Regions from separate parts of the Homo sapiens genome. Here region 1 is linked to region 2. Evidence: chromatin loops called from intact Hi-C (ENCODE). Cell type or tissue: CD4-positive, alpha-beta T cell. All regions are shown on one strand.

Region 1 (5,000 bases), 210 kb before region 2:
GATCCTGTCAACCCTTCACATTCCTACCCAGCCCTGGCTCTGCTTCTCAAATGTGGCCTACATCTGGCTTCTGCCAGTGGGTGATCTGGGGATGACCCCACACACCTTCTCCACCTCACCAACAACCCCCAACCCTGACTCTGCTGTTGCTGTGACATTTCAGAAAGCAGGCGCCATTGCCTACAAGGCAGAGAGGAGAAACTGTGGAGGATGAAAGAGAGAAGGAAATAAGCAGAGAAAAGGAGGCTTAGGAAATGGATTCTAACAGCACAAGACTGGAGCTTTCTTCTTGCTTTTCTGGTCCTCTCCCTAGGAGATGATGTAGAAATCACTGTTAAATAACTGCAGTGGACATGAGGGTTTGTATTAGTTTGCTAGGGCTGCCATAAACCAAGTACCACCAACCGGGTGGCTTAAACAACAGAAAGTGTCGGCCTCATGATTCTAGAGGCTAGAAGTCTGAGAATTTCTAGTGTCGGCAAGGCTGGTTTCTTCCAAGGCCTCTCTCCTTGACTTGCACATGGCTGTCTTCTCCTTCTGTCTTCACGTCTTCGTCCCTCTGTCTGTCTGTGACCTAGTCTCCTCTTCTTATATGGACACCAGTCATACTGGATTATGGCCCGCCCTTTTCACTTAAAGGCTCTATCTCCAAATAGTCATTTCCAGAGGTATGGGGGGATGGATGGTTAGGACTTGGGCATATGAACTTAAGGGGTACACAGTTCAGCCCATAACACAGACCCAGGGTAAAGTTGCAAAGTTTGAGCAACTTTGACAGGAAGGAGATTTTGCATCATTTCAAAGCTGTCTTTAGGTGTCCAATCAAAGTGAAAACATTCTGTAGAAGGTTTTTCACCTTGATGCGTGTGTGGTGGGGAGGAGAGTGTCCAGCTGTGCCAAGTTCATGGCAGGTGCTTGCATTGTGGCTAATTCTCTTATAGCAAAGTTCACTTGAGCCCAGGAGTTCGAGACCAGCCTGGACAACATAGTGAGACCCCCCCCCATCTCTCCAAAAAATAAATGAGACCGAGCCATGAGCCAGATAGGCCATTTGGACTGCCAGTTTCCTACCTGTGATGTAGAATGTTCAGGCTAAACCAGTGGTTCTCAAAGTGTGTCCCTGGACTGGCAGCATCAGCATCATCTGCAACTTATTAGTAATGCAAAATTTGGAACCCCCATCCCAGACCTCCTGAACTGGAAACTCTGGGGTGGGGCCAGCCATCTTTGATCTAACCGGCCCTCTGGGTGTTTCTGATGCACAAGCAAGTTGGAGAACCATTGGGTCCTATTCTTGGTCCCTGCTCCAGTCCTGTTCTTGTATTGCCACAGTGCGTTACCTCAAGTTGCAGGGCTCAGAAGACCCTCTTTTCTCCTGAACTCATAGCGTCTGCTGTCCATACCACCAATGAGAAGTTATTCATTTGCTTCCATGCGGTGGCTGTTGAATTATCACGCTTATGGTTATTTAATTCTTTTGTTGGTGATTAACTTTCCAGATGTTTATTTTGTCTTCTGGCCTGGCACATAAACTTCTAGAGAGCAAGGATCTTGATTTACCCCCACTTTTTTTTGGTATGGGTCTAGCATAGTGCCTTGCACATGTGGGTGTTTACTAATTGCTGGGTGCAATTGGAGGGAGGTAGTTTTCTGATAGCTCAATCCGGCCATACTGTATTAAAAGACCAAACTACAGCATTTACTCTTTGCTGGCTGTTTCCATCTTTACCCTGACTTTTTCTCTTCTGTTGATCTTCCCAGAATCATTTCCTTCCTGCCACCAGGGCAGAGATGCTGCTTACACAATAATGTTAGTGTGCCATTTTCCTGGGGAGTAACTTCTAAACAATAAAAAAGTGAAAGTTAAACACACCCCGAGGGCAGTAGTCGGTGTGTGGCTCATGGGCTGTGGGGGCAGAGACCTTCCTTCCCTTGTGAGGGGTAGTTTTTGAATCTGTGATGCAGGTTTTTAAAAAATTTTTTATTTCTGTAGAGATGGGGTCTTGCTATGTTGCTTGGCTGGCCTCAAACTCCTGGCATCTAAAGATCCTCCCACCTCTGCCTCCCAAAGCATGGGGATTACAGGTGTGGACCACTGTGCATGGCCAAATGGGAATCAACCACCCCATGGTTCCACTGGAGTTTGAACCCAGGACCTTCAGTGTGTAAAGCAGACATGATAACTGTTACACTATGGAACCATGTGTGGTGCAGCTTTGTAGCTTCTCTCCAAACCAGTCCTGAACTTCAGGGAGCCTCATATTGATTGAAGAGCCTGAAAATGAAGGCTGCCCCGAGGCCCTTGGTTGCTGGGAGCAGAAGTGACAGACATCCCTGTGGTGGGGTGGATTTTGGGCACAGCCTATCCTCATGAACCCAGTTTTAGTCCCTTCCTCCTTCTCTGGGGCTGTCATGGTAGAATAACTGCCTAAGAATGTGATTGATGAGGAAAAGGTATACAAACTTTATTTTCTAAATGTTATCCAGATTAATGAACATACTGGAATTTGAGCTGGATTTTCAAGGGAAGGCTAGCATTTAGTCAGGTAGGAAAAACAGACAGCTATTCTGAATGGGCCAAAAGCGCAGGCAAATCTGGGAAAATTTGTGCTCTGCTGGCCACAGGGTGGCAGGCTGGGTTGGCTATATGAGCATTTGTGTAGGGGTCTGGTGGGAGACGATGTTGGAGGGAGCTAGAGTGTGGGGCTGGGAAACTCAGGTGTGTTCTATGCATAGAACGGCTATACAGAAGCTATTTTTAGTGGGGAGGGAGAGGCTGGACATGGTGACTCAAGCCTTTAATCCTAGCATTTTGGGAGGCTGAGGCAGGAGGATTGCTTGAGGCTGGCTGGGAGTTCAAGACCAGCCTGGGTAACATAACAAGACCCCGTCTCTACAAAAAGTGAAACATTAGCTGGGCATGGTGGTGAGCGCCTGTAGTCCTAGCTACTCAGGAGGCTAAGGCAGGAAGATCACTTGGGCCCACAAGTTTGAGGCTACAATGAGCTATGATTGTGCCATTGCATTCTGGCCCGGGTGACAGAGCAAGACTCTGTCTCTCTAACAAAATAGAAAATAAAGTGGAGGGAGGGATAGCACACAGCAGTGCTGCAGGACAAGGCATTTGACCGCTGAGTGTGGCTGGGTAGGGGGAGACACCCATCTACCTGGCAGTGGTGTTGGAGGTTGCCTCTTTGCTGGGATCCCGGGCCGTCAGAAGGAAGACATCGGGAGTCTGGGAACTAAGACAGCTGGGGAGTGAGATATTTGACTTATTGAGTTGCTTCATGTGTGGACTTGATAGTGATTGTCATGTAGTTTGTTGTACAAGGGAAAACCTGACATGGATGCTGATCATGGATATTGCAGAAAATTAAGAGAAATGCCAGGGACTCTGTGGAACTGATATAGTTGATAATCATTCAGATGAACTGCTTAGCACTCATGCCTAACTGGCCCCAGGCACAAGTTCACATGCGGTTAAGGGTGGGTTATTAGCTTTATTGTGCTTTTGATTTGGTTCTTCATATGATTCTTCATAGTTTGTTGACATAGTCTTGAAGCTGGGTTGTCTTGTCACAACTTTATAAAATGTAAAGGAAACTTACCTACCAAGCAGTAAAAGTTACAAGAATGGAGACCTTCTGAGACAGTCAGGAAGTGCTTGGTAGAGGCTGGACATTTACTAGGCCTTGGAGATGGAGAAATTAGTATTTATTCTTATTGTTGCCCCAGCATTGTGTGGGATTTGGGGGAAGGAAGTGTATTAGCCTGCTTGGGCTGCTGTAACAGAATACCACAGCCTAGGTGGCTTCAACCACAGAAACTTATGTCTCACAGTTCTGGAGGCTCCAAGTTCAAGATCAGGGCGAATCCTCTCTCCTTGGCTTGCAGACGGTGTCTTCTTGCTGTGACCTCACACAGCCTTTTCTCTGTGTGAGCCTCAGGAGAGACAGCTCTGGCGACTCTTCCTCTTTTTACAAGGTCACAGTCCTGTTGGGTCAGGGCCCCGCCCTTATGACCTCATTCAACTTTAATTACCTTCTTAAAGGCCCTTTCTCCAAATATGGTGACATGGGAGGTTAGAACTTCAACATGACCTTTGGCGGGGACACAATTTAGTGTGTAACGGGAGAAGATGGATGTGCTCATTTAGCCCTTGGAAGTCAGGGCTGGAGCTGAACTGATTGAAAAGGAGAAAAAATGGTCAGGAGATGTGACCAAAGCGAGCAGAAGACTTCGGGGGTGTCCAGGAGGCAGCGGGAAGAAAAGAGAGGGAAGGTCCAGCTGGCCATGTGCATTCTTCCAGGCTGTGTGCCCTCCTGGTGTTCAGGAACCGTCATCATTGACAACATAGCACTTCTTCAGATTAAAATGTCACTGAAGATCAGTTTATCTCGTCCTTATGCTTGAGTCCTTTTGTTGAGAACTCAGGTTCAAGTTTTGAGAAGCGCTTCCCTGCTGCCTCTGCCAAAAAGCAGACCTAGACATCCAAAGAAGTGTGTGGAAGCTTTAGCTCCCGAGTCTGGCAGCATCCATTCACATGACAAGAAGGAGCAGGACTTTCATCACCTCCTTGGTTTGAGGGGCCAGTCTAGACTCTTCCAAGGGAATAGTCCCTTTTCAGGTAAGGGAGGAGGTATTTGGAAGAGTGGCTGCGAAGGTAGAAAATGAGCCTGAGAAGGACCTCCCCACTGCACGGAGACCTAGGTGAGGTGGGGAGGCAAGGACCAGACACCCTCAAGATGTCTTAAAAAATTATCTGGGTGAATGGTCTGAGGGCAAGGGAGACCCTTCCCCTACTCTTCTTAACTATACTTCAAGGGACTGAATGGCTCTCAAAAGTGAACTAAGATAAAAAGAAGACACAACAACTCCACACTCCAGAAGGTGAGGCCTGCGCTTGAACAGATGCGAGGCCCTTTGTTTGAGTGCGGGGAGGCTAGTGGGGTGGTGCGGGCCACTGTGAGCCGCGTAATGGGCGGTGCCTTTCATATGCA
Region 2 (5,000 bases):
TGTCAAACTCTATGGGCAGGGCTAGTTATTTTTTTCTTTCTTCTCTTTGCTTTTCTCTTTTCTCCTGTTCATTCTTGTATTAGAATCCCTAGCACATACTAGACATTCAATCAGTATTTGATGAATGAATAGAACACAGGTGGCATCCTTCATAATGTTGGTAGCTGTACTTGGTCCACATTCCTCTCCCAATCCCTCATCAAATATTCATATCATGGTGGGATAATTTATTCTTATTAAATGCAATAATTTTTAATTTAAAATGCATTTCAAATGATACAAAGCTCTCTCTCTCTCTCCTCTTTCTTTCTCTCTCTCTCTCTCTTTCTCTCTCTCCCTCTCTCAGGGAAGCCAGAGTTTATTGTACTTCCTATTTATAGAGACAAGAACATTTGAGACTTTGACTGTCAATCTATTACAAAAGGATGACTTAATAAGTAAGTAAACAGAACACAATAATAGACATTATAGATAGTAAAGGCTACATCAGTGTGAGAAAAAAATGTAACGATAGTATGCCAATTTAATGAATGATTTCACTCCACAGTAATGTGTACACTTACCTCAAAAAGCATGTGAATTTGAGGTGTGAGTTTAATCCTCTCACTGTTAGCCAGGCAAAGCATCTTGTTATCATCCAGCACTGTATTCATGTTTTCAATCCAAAGAGCATCTACTGGCCCATCACTGATGATCCATTTATGGTCTTCTGAAGTATCATTCACAGCTGCTCGGACACTTAGTGCCATCAAACCATCTTTCCATTCCAAGGTTAAGTTATTAACCTCTCCATATAATTCACCCATGGTAATTGATTTAGGGTTGAGAACATATGTTTTAACTGCTTGGTAAAAGGAATTTTCTATCCCAAGTTTTTGTAAATTCCCTAAAGTTTCTGCTAGTATTCGGTAAACTGTGGTCTTGCCGCCTCCTGTTGGCCCGACTAACATAACACCATGCCTTACTAGCATAGTTTCATAAAACTGTATCACCTTTCTAACCATACACATCTCAGGCTGAAGATTTTGTCTATTCATGACATCCACAATTGTTGATTGTAAAATACCATAATCATGTTCTGGAATTTGGACTCCAGGAAAAAGGTCAGATATGATTCCACTGTCAAAACAAAAATAAAATCAATTAGGAACAACTGGTCATTGATATTTTCCCGTATTTGTTACAATCAATGAAATATTATGAGTCTTATTGTTTCTCATTGATCTTTCTCTTCTGACATGTACAGTATTAGTTTGTCCTATGTGCTGTACCAGAATCTATCATTTCTCTGATATCATGTATGATTTTGTTTGTTTCCTGTACAGTAGACCAATGTTCCTAAGTATATTAGGAGCTTCTTGGGAGTAAGTGATATCTCTTATGTTTCTTTCTGTATTTCCCACAGTACATGGCATAGTACCAAACATATAGAAGGTGATGAACTTATTTTTAATTATTAAAAAAATTATAAAATATCTCACTTAAAAATTTAAAATTATTTTAAAATTTTGTTTAAAAATTATATTTATAGCTCAACTTTTCCTAAAATCACTTACATATACTCATTAACTGTATGTGGCTATTCAGAAAAATAAGATGAATGTATAATTAAAATTAGCATCATGCAAGAAGGAAGGAAAAATGTGACTATTTCTATAGGAAACAGTTAGTATGAGATGTTTCAATGGGAAAAAAGAAGCTAAATCTTTACCTCACATTATATACACAAATACATTTGTGATACAGTTAAAACCTTACATAAAGTGATGAAAGTACTAGAAGAAAGTAGAAGAGCTAAATTTTGCAACATTGTGGTAAGGCGGTCTTTCTAAGAAAGGCAGGAAATCTACAACTGTAAAAAAAGTTGACAGTGAACAAAGAAAAACAGACAAAAATCAAACTTCTGTGAGATAAAAGGCTTTATATACAAACTTAAAGCATGAATGAGAGACTTAGAAAAACATTTCCAATGTTTATATCAGATAAAGATTATGACTTTCTATAAATCAATAAGTAAGAGTACAATAGGAACATGCTCCAAGAATAATAATTATAAATAAATAATGAACATAGGAAATGATTCCCAATGACTCTAATAGTTAAAGAAATGACTATTAAAATAGGCTACTACATTTGGCCTCTCTTTAAAACACTTATGGGGAAATAGGCGCCTTCGTAAAACCACTTATGTTAATATAAAAGGGTAAGTCATCTTTGGAAGACAATTTGATTTAATCTATTTAAATAAAAAATGTGCAAACCCTATGACCTAGGAAACTTACTTCCAGGAATCTCCCCTGTAGAAATATCATACGTGTGCAAAGATATATGTATAGGAATATTCATTATTAGAATAGAAAACAATTAGGAAAAAATCTAAATGTCCATATAGAAGACCTTTCATGTTAAAGTAGTTCTATAGGTTTATTATGTCTCAAAGTACCATCTTATATAATAGCAATCTAGCAGCAGTAAAAAAAAAAAGACTCATGCATATATACTAACATGAAAAAGATGCTCAAGATATATAACGAATTGAAAAAGCAACAGCTGTAAAAATAGAAATGTATTAAAGGTAATACATGAAAGTGTCAACCAACTTATTTCTCCAGAAAGATGGAACAGATTTACTTTTCCCTATTCCTTCCATTAAGTACAACTAAAATCCCTGTACATTAAATAAAATAAATAAAAGAAGACTCTGAAAGGTAGAGAGAAGTCAGACTGGCTAGGTACCTTAAGATGCAAGCAATAACACAGTGACTAGTCCCTTGTGTCTTTTTGTCTTTTACATCCTGGCAATCTAGAAATGCCAATGGGCACAGATTTAAAAAAAAAAGCCCCAGGAAAAGCTTACTGTCTTTATCCAAAGGACCAGGAAAGGGGCAGCCCAGGAAAGGGGCAGCCCAGCAAGACAGAAAACTTTTAGGCAATAACTGCTCTACTCTAACCAAACACCACAGAAAAATCCTGAGGTATTTATTCCTACCCTCACCAGCAGACACTGAGTGCGGAGCCCAGACTTCCACTCTAGCTAGGGTGTAACAAGTCTCCTGAAATTCCTCTTCTCATTCTCCCACGGTGTCAGAGAAGGCCAAATAGGGATGTACTTTCATCCTCACTGGGAAGTAATGATGCCCCCTTTGGTATTAGTGTAGACCATATGGGAAGCCTGGACTTCCAGCCCTACCCAAGAATAATGAAGCACCCCTTCTGCTCTCTGACAGGTGGAATCAGAGGAGGATCAGTGGAGAGTCAGGACTTTTACCACTGTCCAGGGGTAATAAAGCTGTCTTCCCTTGTGGCATCAGTGGAGGTCACGTGGGGAACAGTAATGAGGCGCTTCTACTCTTCTATCCAGGACAATATCACTGGAGGACTGCCAGGGAGCTGGAACTCCCACCCCTACACAGCAGAAATGACTGCTCCCACCAGATATCAATAAAGCTTGAATTCTATCCCCACCTGGCAGTAACAAAGTTGCATTTCTAATTTCTCTTGCTGGTGTGGCATCAGGAAAAGCCAGCTAAAATAAGTTTAAATAAGATCTAGAGTCTCATAACATAATACCTCAGATAAGTAGGTTTCAATGAAAATCATTCATCACATCAAAAGCCAGAAAGATCTCAAACTGAACTAAGAGAGACAATCAATAGATGCTAACACTGAGATGAGAGAAACGTTAAAACTGTCTGACAAATTTATTTTATTTCTTAAGGGATAGGGTCTCACTATACTGCCCAGGCTGGCCTTGAACTCCTGGGTTCAAACAGTCTTCCCGCCTCAGCCTTCTGACTAGCCAAGACTATAGGTACATGTGACTACACACAGGTGAGATCATTATCTTAAAACAGTCATCATAAAAATGTTTTAAGGACCCATTATGAACACAATAGAAACAAAAGAATATAAGGACATCTCAGCCAAAAAAAAAAAATACAGAGAGCCTATTAGAAATTTTAGAACTGAAAAAATACAATAACAAAAAAATCAATAGATGGGTTCAAGAGCAAAATGGAAGGGACAGAGGAAAGATTTGGTAAACTGCAAGATAGAATAATAGAAGTTACCCAATCTGAACAAGACGGAGAATATTGTCTGAAAAAAGAAATGAGAAGCTCTTGGGGACCTGTGGAAATATAACAAAAGATCTAATATTTGTGTCACTGGAGTCTCAAATGATGGGGAAGGATGAAAGAGCTGAAGAAGTATTCAGAGAAATAATGACTGAAAATGTCACACATTTGCCAAAAAGCATGAACCTACAGATTTAAGAAGTTGATCAAATCTAAAACAGGATAAACCCGAAGAAATCCATATGAAGATACAACATAGTCCAACTTCTAAAAATGGAAGACAAAGAAAACAATTTTAGCAGCAGCCAGAAGAAAAAAAAAATGACACCTTATGAACAGGGAAAAAAACACATAAAATGACAACAGAATTCTCATCAGAGACCATGCAGGCTGACAGGAAGTGGAAAACATCTTTTTAAAAAAATGTTTTATTTTCAGTTCTGGGGTACATGTGCAGGATGTGCAGGTTTGTTACATAGGTAAGTGTGTGCCATGGTGGTTTGCTGCACCTATCAACCCATCATTTTTCAGCTCCCACTTATAAGTGGGAACATGTGGTGTTTGGTTTTCTGTTCCTGCGTTAGTTTGCTGAGGATAATGGTGTCCAGCTTCATCCATGTCCCTGAAAAGGAACATGATCTCATTCCTTTTTATAGTTTGCTGAGGATAATGGTGTCCAGCTTCATCCATGTTCCTGAAAAGGAACATGATCTCATTCCTTTTTATGGCTGCACAGAATTTCATGGTGTACCTGGGAAGTATATGGTACAACAGCTTTCAAGTCCTGAAAGAACTGTCACTCCAGAATCCTATATCCAGGGGAAATATCCCTCTGGAATGAAGGGAAATCAAGACATTCTCAGATAAAGGAAAAGGAAATGAATTTGTAGCCAGCAGATCTACCATGAAGAATGGCTAAAGGGA

The links. Peaks named below come from ENCODE experiments on the same cell type or tissue, not always from the same donor. Only the 100,000 strongest peaks of a DNase experiment are listed, where the experiment ranks them.
Region 1: it touches region 2 in a loop (2.2-fold over the local background); 5 of 110 quality-filtered maps call a loop at or near these places.

Annotation. Positions count from the first base shown.
Region 1 is chr2:84,855,953-84,860,952 of GRCh38, reverse strand. All of the region lies in intron 2 of TRABD2A (TraB domain containing 2A), which reads left to right. Among named protein-coding and RNA genes, the nearest start is that of TRABD2A, 23 kb to the left of the region's middle. In CD4-positive, alpha-beta T cell, a CTCF peak has its summit at 2,645 (motif pointing right); DNase peaks (open chromatin) are centred at 3,892 and 4,962; H3K4me3 peaks cover 626 bases; H3K27ac peaks cover 4,674 bases.
Region 2 is chr2:84,649,438-84,654,437 of GRCh38, reverse strand. DNAH6 (dynein axonemal heavy chain 6) reads right to left here. Exons shown (of 77, transcript NM_001370.2): 34 at 564-1,119. Among named protein-coding and RNA genes, the nearest start is that of DNAH6, 140 kb to the right of the region's middle. In CD4-positive, alpha-beta T cell, no CTCF peak of the experiment used is centred here; no DNase peak of the experiment used is centred here.